2 separate regions of the Homo sapiens genome follow, and region 2 is linked to region 1. The links are chromatin loops, found by intact Hi-C in ENCODE. Cell type or tissue: Calu3. All regions are shown on one strand. Links, peaks and the distances in the headings refer to the core of each region. The heading gives the core; the rest is flanking DNA. Region 1 overlaps GRIN2A (glutamate ionotropic receptor NMDA type subunit 2A). Region 2 has its middle 210 kb from the start of LINC01195.

Region 1 (4,000 bases), core at 1-4,000:
GAGAAAAAGGGAAAAAGGAAGAAAAAGAGGGAGGAAGAAAGAGCATGGAAAGGAGGAAGGATGGAGAGACACAGACAGGGAGTGAAAAAAAGAGACAAGGAGTTAATGCTTTCTGGGGTTGACGAGAAGAATCCATGAAAGAATTTTTTAGCAGCGGTGTGACATGAGCAAGTTTTTATCTTCGGGAAGGACCACTTGAGCTTGAGTATGAGGAAGGGCTTGGAGGAGGGAATGAATGAAGGCAGAAAAGCAGGCCCAGAGAAATCTCACTAAAGCAACTCCAGAAAAGAGAGAAAGATCTGAACTAGGATTGCTGCAATACAGATACACAAAAGAGAGGTTCAAGAGATGTTTAGGAGGTACATTCAACTGGTCTTGGCAACTCATGGATCGGATTGGCAGGGAGATTGGGGAGTGAAAGAGGATTGCCAAGTGAATGGTGATGTCACTTACAAAAGTGGAGAACAGGTTAGGGACCCTGCTTTCTTCCTCACAATTGTAGCTCCAGCACCTAGCCTTGTACCTGACATACAGTAGCCACTCTGTAAATGTTTTTTGAATGAATGAGTGAGCAAGGGTGGAAGTGAGTATAGGTAGGGGGACAGAGAAATGCATATGGAATTCAGGTTTAGGTTAGCTGCTTTTGAAACCTCCCTGCAGGGAGTCCACCAAGAAGGTGGATAGGCAGGTCTGAAGATGAGAAAGGGGTCAGGGCTGAGGCTTGAGATTTAGAAGTTGTCTATCTGCTGGGGGCGGTAGTTGTTGACAGCTGTGCATGGCATCCCCTAACAAAAGAAGGAGAGTGTGTGTGGAAAAGAGGCAGAGAAGGAATGTAGGAGAGGTACGAGGAGAAAGCCGGGGAATGCGATAACTTAGAAGCCACGGGAGTAGAGAGCTTGAAGACGAAGGCAGGGGTGAAAGGTGTCTAGTGTCCAGGAAGACAAAGGCTGAAAGGTACTGCTGTGTGGTGCAGTGAGATGTTCACCTGGGACTTTAAGGCAAGTGGAGTAGGTAGAAGCACAACCTCAGAGTGGTCCAGAGGAGTGAAGGAGGCAGAAGTAGTAAAGGGGACAGTGGAGGACGTTCCAACACTTTCCAACTGCCCCATGCTTCTTCTCAAACACAACAGTATTTTAGAGGTATAGAGAAGAATTTCTCTGAATACTGGGATTCAAACTGGGGTCAGGGGGCTCCTCCTCCTGCTTTCTTTTTTCCCCATTCCCCAATGTCCTCTAAGTCAATCCTTCTGTCCTAGACAGAGAAACTTGTGCCAGAAAACACAGGATATCCTAAAATAACTCCCTACATGCTAAAGGAAAACGAAGTGAACATTTTTCCTTTTTAATTCCAAAATCATGCTTGCGATATACCTTCAATGTTGAAGAACAAGATTCCTTAGTTTTTCACCCCGGACATCACCTTTTCCTTACAGAGAAAACGTAAAATCTAAGTGTGTCTTGTTCCCCAGAGAACAAAAAGGAAGTGAAAATTAGATGTGCACATGGTCGGCAGATTGAGATAGACAGATTCCTAGACACTCTCTGGAGTTAAGACGGCTGCTCTTTCCAGCTCACACACATTGCATCATCTTGCTGTTGATGTCTCCTCAAGGATTTGTTCCAACACTCTGATTTGTAAAGGACCCAGAACAGAGCTTATTAAAAACTCAAGACACTATATCTGATGGGGGAGCATCAAGGGGCCATTAAACACTCACCTCATTAATAGCCTGCAGAATGAGTCCTTTTCTAAAGCTCACACAAGATGGTGATTAGACAGTCCTGGCATACAAACCCATCTCTCCATTTTTCAATCCCTTGCCGAGCAAAATTTTCAGGCCACAAATTAGAGGTACCCCTGGCTTAAAACAAAACAAAACAAAAAGGTTGGGATTTTAATGAGCCTTCTGCCTCTAAATAAATCTCTCTACCCGGCACTCAAGTCCTCTCCAGACTTAAATGAAATGCATCGACAAAGCAAGTCATGCAGTGGGATGAATCCAGAATTCAATATGAGTCAAAGTCCTCCTTTCTCCAGGCCAGCGTCCTTTATGTTCATTATGTTGAGTGGTAAGTTTGTACCAAGTGGCGTTAGGCTTACTCCACAGTTATTATGCACATAGTGACTGTGATGATGTGGTTTCCATCACCTGGGATCAGACTGTACTTATTCTACAGACTGTCTGAAGTTGGGGATGAGTTTGGTGTCATCCCCATGGGCAGTCAATAAATCCTTGCAGCCATTTGCCTGAGTCAAGGCGAGGGTTTCACTCTCTCAACAGCCTGAGCTTACCACTACTGCAGTGCTGACCATTCAGTGTCAAATGTCACTGAGGACAAATACCACAAATCACCACATGGCCTGTGGATACCAATGGGATATGTAGTCTTGTCACAGATCACAGCCTCCCCACCTTGCTTTCTCCTCTCTGGATGCAATGACCTCTCGGCCACCTTGTGTCCACCACAGAGACTTTGCTTGTCTTGTTCCAGGTTCCTTGAACTGTTCTTACCTTCTCTGTCCAACTCCTATTCTTCCTTCATTCATTTCTAGATCATCATTTCCTAAGGGATGTCTTCCATACCCTCACGGATTAGGCAAATTTCCGCTCTTCCATGCTCTTTCTTGTATTAGGTTAGTGCAAAAGTAAATTACTGTTACTGCCCCTACCTTTAATGGCAAAAACAGCAATTACTTTTGCACCAACCTAATATTTTCATAGTACTTAATGTGGCTGTTAATCAACATTGATTTATAGACTGCTTTCATGAATGTATGTGTCCACCATTTAAACAAATTGTCCAGAAAGGCAGGGGCTATGTGTGCTGTTTTATTTTGTCTTACTAATCACTATATCTCCAGCACTGTAGAAGCCTAATTCCATTTTTGGTTTTGTTTTGGTTTACTAGTTTACTGGCTTGTTTTGAATGAGGTTAGGCAGCTTGCCTAAGTGCATCAAGGCGAATGAGCTCCCTGTGTCACACAGCATCGAGTAAGTCATTTCTTTCAAACTCTCTCTCACCGCCAGCTTCAACAAACCAGGAAACCCATCAGGCTGTATCACCTTTGGGCAGAAATCCCCAGGGGCTTGGGCATCACGCTGACAAAGTCTCTGCCAGGTGTTAGGTGCTGGTTCCTATCATTGGTTCCATCACCCCTTAAAGCGGCTTGCAACATCCTTGTAAAGTTCTGTTGTTCGGACTCATGATCAAGACACAAAACAATTCTCAGGGGCTTGAATCAGCCCCTCCTAGCTGCTACTGGGTGAACACTGTGATTTGTGACAGGTAATTTAAATGCAACAAGTAGACTTTCTTCAAATGTAGCTGCCACTGAAGTGAGATGTTTGGAAAGAATCCACTGTCCTGTGGGCTTTCTTGTGTTTTCTGTTTTTGTTTCTGTTATTTTCATGTTTTAACTTAAAAAATTTTAAACCTCTACCTATAAGCCACATAATACCCATACTTAAAAAGCAAAGGTGAATAAAAATTCAGATTCTCAGGGGATCTATGCAAGTCCTGGTTTATCACGTATGAGCCGTGTGTCTCAGGAAACTCACTTCATTTCACTGATCTTTAGAGCTTCAGTCTCTTCACAGGAATGACAAATAGTATGAATCTTACCAACTTCTAGAACTGCACAGTGAGCCAGATGTCAATTATCACTTAACTGTGTCTTTAATTAATTCATTCATTTAACCTATTATTTATTCATCTCTGGACCAGGTACAGTGCTGAAGGCTGAGAATCCAGTAGTGAACAAAAACAGCCATGAAACCTGCGCTCAAAGAGCTTATGATCCAGATGGAAAAGACAAATATTAATTAAACAACTACACACGTGTAAAATTGCCATTGAAATTCACATTTTGTAAGAAAAGCTTATGGTGCATTAAGAATGCACAATGGGGGAAACAGAACAATTTAGATGGTTGAAGACTTCTCCAAACAGGAGATGCTGGAGTAGGGGTTATCTAGGCAAAGAGGAGAGGACAGAATGCC
Region 2 (10,547 bases), core at 3,194-7,193, 290 kb before region 1:
TTGACTTGCTTAAGGTCGTACAAATGTCTTTCGCTTAGCGAGAACCCTGTGTACAGCAGCTGTTTTACACACAATAAACTTCAGCCGTCACTGTTATTATCAACTCCATCGGCAGGTGAGAAAACTGATGTAGAGAAAGGTAAGACACTTGTCAGCGTTTGCACAGCTTATATAAGGCACACCCTGGATTCAGACCCAGAAGCTTGACACTTGCACTGTGCCACAGTGATGACCCCTCTTTTTCTGTCCTACCCTAAAATCCCACAGTTGGTGCTCTACCCTGTGTCGCCTATGCTCTTGCTTAATGAATCAAGACATCTATCTCTGTTTCAAGTCACAGCCGCCCCCACCTTCCGAGTAGATAAAATCAGACTAGTAGTTTGTCTGCAGAAGCAAAGAGGGATTGGGATGTGGGGCGGGGATGGGCCAATCTCAGCCAAATGGGTAATTTATTGCCAGAAGCCCCTGGGATCAAATCAGAACATTGTCTTTAGATCTGCCAGAAAACCACCCCCGCCTGCCCTCAATCATTTTGGATTCTGGGGAGGATTTGTCAGGCAGTGAGAGATGTCAACTCCCCAGGATTGGGGCTCACAGGATAGGTTTGCCTGCGCCCTCTGCTTGCTCCTTGACAGCCCCAGTTGATAGCCTCAGAAACTCGGTTTCTTTTGCAGAATAGTCTGGGTCAATACGGCACTGCCATCAATTACAGTGCAAGGCTGGGGAGCCAGCCATCCATCATGTCTTCACAAGCCCGCTCAAATCAAATTGTCTGGACCCTGCAGCCTATTCTTCCAGTTTAGAGCTGAGATCTCACACTCAGAATTAAAAGGCATCTGTTCTATCCTCTAATTTGAAATGTCTTTGCATCAGAATTGTTGGTATTTGTCAGGCTGTAGCCTCATGAGTATTTGATGTCAGGATAATAGGACTTTGAAGTTCAGCAATTCCTTTAGTTTCATTTCAGTTTCTTTTTCTTCCAGTTCTACTCTTCTTTTACTTTCTTCTTCTATCCAATAAAAAAATTAATTCAGTACTGTATTTCAAAAAGAATCAGGATGCTATGGTCCTGTTTTTGTAATCTTATTTCTATCTGTTGATCTTGCTTCTATTAGGATATAAGCATAAGACGTCTGGAACCATCTTCATCCAATGCTAGCCATCGTTATTTCTAGATGGTGGAATTTCTAGATGGTGGAGTCTGGGTTAAGTTTTTTACTCTTTCTTTGCACTTTTCTGAATTATTTAAGTGTTAATTATTTCTTCTGTTTTGCTTTTGTTTTTGATTTTTGAGACAGAGTCTCGCTCTGTTGTCCAGGCTAGAGTGCAGTGGTGCCATCCTGGTTCACTGCAGCCTCAACCTTCCGGGCTCAAGCAATCCTGCCTCAGCCTCCTGCATAGCTGGGACCATAGGCATGCACCACATGACCAGCTAATTTTTTATAGAGATGGGGTCTCCCTTTGTTGCCCAGGCTGGTCTCGAACTCCTGGGCTGAAGCAATCCTCCCACTTTGGCTTCCCAAAGCGCTGGGATTACAGGCATGAGCCACCACGACTTAACTTATTTAAATGTTTTATGTCATGTATTTAAGTGACAATCATGTACTGTTTCCACAAAGACAGTCATAATTCTCTTATGAGAGAGAAGGAGAAGTATAGAACCTCAGAACTAAGAAGAGGGCTCTGAAGATTTTCAAGTCTACACATATATAAGACAGAACTCTCTTCTAGAGGAGGCTAGAGATTTACCTAAGGTCACATAGTAATTTGATGGTTGAAGTAAGACTAGAATCAAGACGTGGATCTCTGCCTGGGTTTTCCCCCAATATTTATTTGTTCATCAAAAATTTAGTGAAAACATCCTTGGAAATGGGTCTGGTGCACTTCCTGCCCTTGAAGGGACAGAGAATTTAGTCAGGCTAACAGAATCATCAGTGAACTTATGGAGACCACAGGAGGCTGTGTGAGAGCACAGGAGAGAAGGGACATATCCCAAATTTGTAAGATATGTGTTATTATTAAGTTCATTTTACAGATAAAGAAACTGAGGCCTGGAGAATTTAGTAACTTGTCTATGTTCCCAAAGAAAACAGTGGAGCTAGGGTTCAATCCCAGATAGTCTGAATATAGACCCATGCTTTTAAGCTCTAACACTTATAGGTTATGTGTCTCTGTACCGATCATAAAATGTATAAATATATAAATATAAAATGTATAAATATCTTAGCCCAAAGAAACAATTAAGAATGGGAAATGTGTGCATTATGCCAAGCAAGGAATACTGGAACCCTGAGGCCTTATGAGTGACAGCTATTGCTATCCTTAAGTACAGGGTCTTTCATATGGTTGAGAATGAGTAAGAGTAAATTTTATTTTTTTCTAACCTTCCTTTTGGTGGACCTCTCTCATTCACTTAAATATCTGCCACCAAAGTTGTCATGAAGCCAATCAACAAGCTAGCAAAAGAGATCAACAGTTGAGTGATGAGTAATGGCTAACTTCCTGTAGTGGTACCCAGGAGGGGACAAGATAAATGAGATCTAGGGATGACTATGATTATCTGGAAAGGAACATGAATAATCATCTGGACTTCACCAGCCTCTGGGCTCCCTCTTTATTGGAAAGTCCAGCTCCTGGAACTAGTGCAGCTGGTGTGAACAGGCTGGCCTTAAACCTGGAGGCGACAATCATCTCCCTAGGGAATCTGCGACATTTTCATGTTGTGCTTGGTCTGACTTGGGAAAAGAGATTACAGAGGGGAAAGAGACATGCCCAAAGCCACAGGTTGTGTCATCAGATAAGAACAGAGACCCCTTCAGCCTCATCCTTTGTCACTCAGCTCACCACGTTTTCCCAAAAGCAACTGGTGAAAGAAAAGTACATCCTGGGAAGGGGAACTGGGCCGGGGGCATAGAGTTGTCACAGAGGTCTGGACCCAAACAGCTGGGGTGAAAGCCCTGACTTGGTAACAGGGTGACTCCAGGAAAGTGTGTTAATCATTTTGCACCTGTTTTGTCTGAGTTTTAAATTAAAGGTGCTTAGCAGAGTGTCTGATACATGGTAAAAAGTTAATTATGTTAGCTCAGGTGGTCATAATCGTAAAAATTGCTTCAATTCCAAGAAGCATCTTCTTCACATTTTGAGGTTCAGAATGCATCTTTAAATTGATATGTTTTCTGTAAATCTAAAATTACCCAAATAAAATGTCCACTTAAAAAATCAATGTAGGCCAGGTGCGGTGGTTCACCCCTGTAATCCCAGCACTTTGGGAGGCTGAGGTGGGTGGATCACCTGAGGTCAGGAGTTTGACACCAGCCTGGCCAACATCGTGAAATCCTGTGTACTAAAAATGCAAAAGTTACTCAGGTGTGGTGGTGCGCCCCTGTAATCCCAGCTACTTGGGAGGCTAACGTGGGAGAATTGCTTGAAACCAGGAGACAAAGGCTGCAATGAGCCAAGATCGCACCACTGCACTCCAGCCTGAGTGACAGAGCGAGACAACATGTCAAAAAAAAAAAAAAAAAAATTAATGTAGTCATTGAATGTGGTAGTAAAGCTCTCACCATTTTTTTTGTTTCAATTTTCAATTTAAAAAAACAATGTTAACAAACCAATGGGATAACTTACGATCATTGACATCTTAGAATCAAGGTAACTAGATATGACGGGACCTAAATCTGTGCTGTAACTGAAGATACAGTGATGGATTTTGAACTGTAGCCGGAAACCCACTGAATGAAGCTACACTGGTTTTTGCCAGTCCTTTCTAGGCACAACACTCTTCCTGCCACGAGGCTTTTGCACATGCTGTTCTTTTAAGTTCTTCATCCTTCTTTCTTCACCTAGTTCATGCTTCATCATCCTTTAGTACCCAGTTCTAATATCATCAGAACTTTCCTCATGGAAGTCTTCCCAACCTTTCTGTTTAGGTTGATACTTTCTAGTATCATTTGCTATTCATTATACCCCTTGTCATGGTTGCAATTTTATGTGTATTATGCAAACATTTGATCTGTCTCTTCCGATAAACTCTAAGCTCCATGGGAGAAAAAGGATGCATCTTCTTTTACTCATCACATTATCTCCAGAACCCGGCATGGAGTCTGGTTTATAATAGGAGCAGAATAAATATCCTTTGTAAGGATGGGCCGGGCACAGTGGCTCACGCCTGTAATCCCAACACGGGCCAAGGCAGCTGGATTACCTGAGGTCAGGAGTTTGAGACCAGCCTGGTCAACATGGTGAAACCCCATCTCTACTAAAAATACAAAAATTAGCCAGGTGTGGTGGCGGGCACCTGTAATCCCAGCTACTTGGGAGGCTGAGACAGGAGAATCGCTTGAACCTGGGAGGCAGAGGTTGCAGTATACTGAGATCGGCCCACTGCACTCCAGCCTGGGCAAAGAGTGAGACTCTATCCCAAAACAAAAACAAAAACAAATATAACTTTCGTAAGGATGAACAACTAAATTAATGAATTTTGAAGTCACCACAGACCCAGCTGGAAAGATCGTTACTACAATTTTTAGCATACATTTGAATGGAAACTTCGATTCATGTCTCTTAAATTTCACTGCAACCTAAGCTCCATGAGGACAAAGTTCTTGTCCTCTTGGATTTATCGTAATCTAGCCTTTGTCATATTTTATATTGTATTGTAATTATTTCTGTCTCTGCCACACCTTGTTTCCACCACCTCTGAGAGTCATGAAAGCAGGTATTATATTCTGATCCCTTGTACAATGATGAGTCATAAATCTGCAGCCAAAGCTCAGACTGGTTTCCCAAGCTTCAGCTCTGCATATCCAGCTACCTATTGAACAGTGCCCCTCGGCTCCTCACACAGACAATTTAACAAGCACATATTCAAAGCTGGACCCGCCCTCCCCCTAAATCCACATGGAGCTCACTCACTGAATAAGTGAATAAATGCATGTTCCTGTAGTACCCAGGGATCTTCCTCACTGTATCACAGATGATTTACAAGAAGGCATCACCTCCCGCCTGCCATTGTACTGTCATAGTGGCAGAGGGTAGAGACGGCAGGCAGCGTGGAGGGGTGCAAAGAGTGTGGGCTGGGAGATCAGCTGGTCTGAGTTCAAGCTCCAACAACTGTTTTTCTTAGGAAGAAAAAGGAGCAAATGGAGAAGGAATTATTAAGCAGTATATTTGACATTGTCTTTTTATATAAATGTTCCACTGAATTTATAATAAATCCATGGAGTGAGCATTACTATATCATTTTAATAACTAGGAAATGTAGACTCAGAGAGGAGAAACAACAAGGTCACCCAGCTACTAAGTAACAGATGAGAGATAAGAACCCAGAACTATCTGACCTCAAAATGGAGCTCTTTCCTTTATACCGTCTTATCTTACAGGCTGGCTGTGTGACCTTGAACAAACTGCTTAGCTTCTCTGTTCTTCATTTGCTCATCTATAACCAAGATGATTGCCACACTTACCTCCAATGACTGCCCTGAGGGTACGATGATAATGCACGTTAAGGTGGCCTATAAGTGCCAGTTACTACTTAACTCAATATCCACAAACAGCGCAGAAGGACTAGATTCTTTCATTGGTCTGTTTAAGACAGGTGAGAGCTCTTATTATTCCTGAAAGAGTTATCACAGCTGGAGGAGCAGCAATACAATTCTTGCAATAAAAGAGGTGGTAAGTGAAATCAAAAGGCAATGCATCTCTCTTTCTTCCAACCCAACGTATTTTTATTTTTACTGGAATACAAGTTAAGATTAGGTTGCTTATTCTTCGGCTGAGGTATGAGCATTTATAGCTCAGCTGTTCAGAGCAAGAGCTGAGCAGTTAAATACTGCTCTGTGCCCTGGTCCTCCGCCAGCCGCCCAGCAGACAACACAGCACGCCGAGCTCAGAGGAACACTGTCTCCTCAAGTGCTTCTTCTTCCTCTGTGTTGTTTCCTGTGTTTCCCCACATACTGTGCCTTTCCCTGTACAGGTGCTGTTTCCATAAGAATATGTTGCTCAATTCTCCATGTGGTCACCTGTTGAAATGGTCCATCATAGCCACCAAAGCAGCACTAGGCATGAGATCCTGGCTGGCCCCCGAATGGTGGCAATCTTACTGCAGTTGCAGCCACCCACGTTGGCTCCGCTCCTGTTGGCTGAGATTTGCTTCTGGATGAGTGTCTCCCATGATGAGACTGGAGATGTTGATGCTCAGTGTTCACAAACCCAGTTAGGGAAGGAAAAAGAGCAATTAATAAACATTGAGGATGCAGAAAAAAAAAAAAAAAAGCCACATTCACTGCCCTCAAAGAGCCTAGAGTTTACAAGGAGACAGGTATGGGAATGAATAAAATAACAATAAACAAACACTTTTGGAGTGTTCATGTGTCAGGCACTGCTCCAAGTGTGTTAGATAATTTAATACATTTAAACCTCACAACAATTCCAAGAGGAAGATACCCTATTATTATTAATATCTCAAACTTTACAGATGAGAAAACTGAGGCTAACTTGTCCAAGATCACAGGGGTAATAAATGGTGGAATCAGGGTGTTGGAGTTCCAGAATTTGTGCTCTCAAAGCTTGTCTCAGATGATGATAGTGTGTAGTGTAGGCTTAATAGAGGGAGAGTTTTTAAAAGATTGTTCGTGGACAAAGGTGTCCTAGGCAACACAATTATAGGTGCAGAGGTGCCAAAGAACCAGTACCCACATGGAACAAAAAAAATAACTCACTGCAGTTGGAGCACGACAAAGAATGGAGGAAACGAGGAGGTAGAGAAACAAGGAAGCGTCCTCATTAGAAAGGTGGGGAAGAGACGGGTGTGGTGGCTCACGCCTGTAATTCCAACAACTCAAGAGGCTGAAGTGGGAATGCTTGTGGGGAGAAATTTGAGACCAACCTGGACAACATAGTGAGACCCTATCTCAAAACAAATTAAAATTAATTTTTTTTTTTTTTTGAGACAGAGTCTCACTCTGTCACCAGGCTGGAGTGCAATCTCCGCCTCCCAGGTTCAAGCCATTCTCCTGCCTCAGCCTCCCGAATAGCTGGGATTACAGGCGTGTGCCACCATGCCCAGCTAATTTTTGTATTTTTAGTAGAGACGGGTTTTCACCATGTTGGCCAGGATGATCTGGACCTCCTGACCTCATGATCCGCCAACCTCGGCCTCCCAAAATGCTGGGATTACAGGCGTGAGCCACTGTGCCCAGCCTTAAAAAAATTTTAAAACAACAGGTGGGTTCTGGATGGGCTGCAAATAGCCCAGATGCCAAGTTGAAAACCTTGGATTTTGAAGTATAAAATGAGGACCCGCTGACATTTAGAAAGAGTGACATCAGTAGCTTAAATTGAGAATAATACCCTGGCAGGAGATGAGAAGGGGTATAACAGGGACACTGGAGGCTGGGCATGGTAGATCACCTGAGGCCAGGAGTTCTAAATTAGCCTGGCCAACATGGCAAAACCCTGTCTCTACTAAAAATACAAAGATTAGCTGGGCATGGTGGCAGGCACCCGTAGTCTCAGCTACTTGGGAGGCTGAGGCAGGAGAATCACTTGAAGCCGGGAGGTGGAGGTTGCAGTGAGCCAAGATCATGCCACTGCACTCCAGCCTGGGCAACAGAGTGAGACTCCCTCAGAAAAAAAAAAAAAAGAGGGAGACTAGAGGAGAAAGGAAGAATGAGGGAGGCTGAGGCTGTGCTGGGTGGCAGGGGGACTCACCATCTCCTCTGTCTCCTGCTCTTGGAGGGAAATGGGCCATTAAGCATCCTCTCAAGTGAGTCCATTGGCCTGTCCCTGTGTCTTGGCAGTAGCATGCTGCTATGTCACCAACATCTGCTTATAACTTGGATTGAAAGTCTTCCAAGGAATATGATTTGGCCAATGACATCATTGACAGAGCCAGTGTGCCCTTCCAAGTCTGAAAAGTCTAATGACATAGTCCATTTTCTGGACACGTGAAAAACATAGGGACCCATTCATAGTTAAAAGGAACCGTGCGGGGCATTTGCCTACCTTGGAGAAACTGCTCATCCTCCACAAACAGTGAACTTGATGGCACCTGCTGCCCCACCTCCCTGCAGCTGCAAGGGTGACCTGGATACAGCCACTCATAGAACTGCATTTTCCCAGCTGTAATTGGCCAAGGGGGTAGACTGTGCAAGTGAGTGGGAGCAGTGAAGAATTCTCTTGTGAAATTTGATATATGGAGCCTAAGGCTGAGAAGGGCACTGCTTGTAGCCAGAATTCTTAAAATGTAGAGAATGTGTACAAAAAACTGAAGCAACATAAAGGAAAATAGGACCAGAGATGGAGAATGACAGCTTCTTGTTTATACACTTGATCCTCTGGATATAGCTGAACCTAAAGCCAATCAGATCTATTCACAACTTAGATACTTCTCCAACATTTAGGAAAAGTTGGAATTGAATCTCATTGGCTTATTCCTGAGTCAATCACTGAGGCCATGAGGATAGAATATGGTAATTGGGCAGGTATGAATTACAGGGTCCCTCTTGGAGCCTAGGGCTGGGGTGTAGGTTGGGGGACAACATCAGAATTACATGGACTTTAAGTTGGAGTGGGTGTCTTCCCAGGCAAAATCAATGTCCTATTACCAGAAGAAAGAAAAATTGTTGCTGGGCAGGCAGAAAATAATACATGTGCTCTACAACCTTTTGCAATACAAATGTTAAAATTACTACATCAATCTTTTGAAACTCATTAGTCCTTGAGCTGGGTTATTTAGGGCATAATTCCAGCAAAGTGAGAGCTCTTGGGATAAAAGGTACATGGTAAGTGACTCTCTTCATTTCAATCTGTTTCTAACTCCATGTCCTGGTCTCTCTGCCCCACCAGAAGCCATTGGGTCAGCTAAAACACAACGTTTGTCTCTATAAGCCCGAGGCCTCTGCTTCTAACTTCTCACAACTCTCCCCTCACATTAGCATTCATGAACTCAAACTGTCAGAGACTCAGATAATTAGAGGCGATGAACAAATGCTAATTAGCACTCTGGCTGTACCCAGAGGATGCCGCAGGCATAGACCTAAGCCCAATGTTTGTGTTTCCAGGATTCCTTGAATTCCCACATCTAAGAACCCTTTATGAAGCTTCTTTATGAAAGAGAGAACACAGAGATAGTGTAGCATTTGGTTAAAGGCATGGCCCTTTCACTTTCACAGACTTGGAGCTCAACCCCAGCGCTGCCACTTAGGAGTGCTGTGACTATAGGGAAGTTACTTAACCTGTCTGAACCTCAGTTTTTTCATCCATAAAATGAGAACAAGAATAACCTCTACCTTAATATGTTTTCATTATGTGAGTCAAACGATGAATGCAATGTGTACAGTACTTGGTTTCATGTGTGTCCGTGTGAAGAGACCACCAAACAGGCTTTGTGTGAGCAATAAAGCTTTTAATCACCTGGGTGCAGGTGGGCTGAGTCCGAAAAGAGAGTCAGTGAAGGGAGATAGGGGTGGGGCCATTTTATAAGATTTGGGTGGGTAAAGCAAAATTACAGTCAAAGGGGGTTTGTTCTCTGGTGGGCAGGAGTGGGGGTCATAAAGTGCTCAGTGGGGGAGCTTTTTGAGCCAGGATGAGCCAGGAAAAGGACTTTCACAAAGTAATGTCATCATTTAAGGCAAGGACCGGCCATTTACATTTCTTTTGTGGTGGAATGTCATCAGTTAAGGCGGGGCAGGGCATTTCACTTCTTTTGTGATTCTTCAGTTACTTCAGGCCATCTGGGCATATACGTGCAAGTCACAGGGGATGCGATGGCTTGGCTTGGGCTCAGAGGCCTGACATTCCTACCTTCTTATATTAATAAGAAAAATAAAACAAAATAGTGTTGAAGTGTGGGGGCGGCGAAAATGTTTGGGGGGTGGTATGGAGAGAGAGAATGGGCGATGTTTCTCAGGGCTGCTTTGAGCGGGATTGGGGCGGCGTGGGAACCTAGAGTGAGAGAGATTAAGCTGAAGGAACATTTCGTGGTAAGGGGTGATATTGTGGGGTTTTTGGAAGAAACATTTGTCGTGTAGAATTATTGGTGATGGCCTGGATACGGTTTTGTATAAATTGAAAAACTAAATGGAATAAGAGAAGGAGAAAAACAGGTATAAAAGGTCTAAGAATTGGGAGGACCCAGGACATCTGATTAGAGAGTGCCTAAGGAGATTCAGCATAGTCCTGCCAGCAAAGATTATTTATTTACTTCAAGAATTTAGAGTGGCAGTTTGGGGATAGCACCAGGAGATATCAGCTGTGATGGCTTGGAGAAACAGTGTAAACAAGAGCAGGGCATGTATGAGTAGTTGAGAACGGTGAATAGTACTATGACTAGACAGAAGATGGTAGGGATGACAAGTTTTTTGGGGCACAGTCTAAGTTGGTCTGGCGTCTGGAATGAGACTGGGGCCTAATAAAAGGGAGCGTCTATACAGGAGCTTAAATGGGCTGTACCTTGTAGCATTCTGAGGACAGGCCTGAATTCTGAGAAGCGAAAGTGGTAAAAGTATTGTCCAGTCCTTTTTAAGTTGGTGGCTGAGCTTGGTGAG

Evidence for each region. A loop is a pair of places that touch in the nucleus more often than their neighbours do. Peaks named below come from ENCODE experiments on the same cell type or tissue, not always from the same donor. Only the 100,000 strongest peaks of a DNase experiment are listed, where the experiment ranks them.
Region 2: it touches region 1 in a loop (2.6-fold over the local background); 1 of 110 quality-filtered maps calls a loop at or near these places.

The regions. Positions count from the first base shown.
Region 1 is chr16:9,952,840-9,956,839 of GRCh38, forward strand. The region is part of intron 2 of GRIN2A (glutamate ionotropic receptor NMDA type subunit 2A); the gene reads right to left. Among named protein-coding and RNA genes, the nearest start is that of GRIN2A, 230 kb to the right of the region's middle. RefSeq lists an enhancer at 3,920-4,000. In Calu3, for the core only: no CTCF peak of the experiment used is centred there; no DNase peak of the experiment used is centred there.
Region 2 is chr16:9,661,181-9,671,727 of GRCh38, forward strand. No RefSeq gene overlaps it. Among named protein-coding and RNA genes, the nearest start is that of LINC01195, 210 kb to the left of the region's middle. RefSeq lists an enhancer at 9,062-9,841. In Calu3, for the core only: no CTCF peak of the experiment used is centred there; a DNase peak (open chromatin) is centred at 4,821.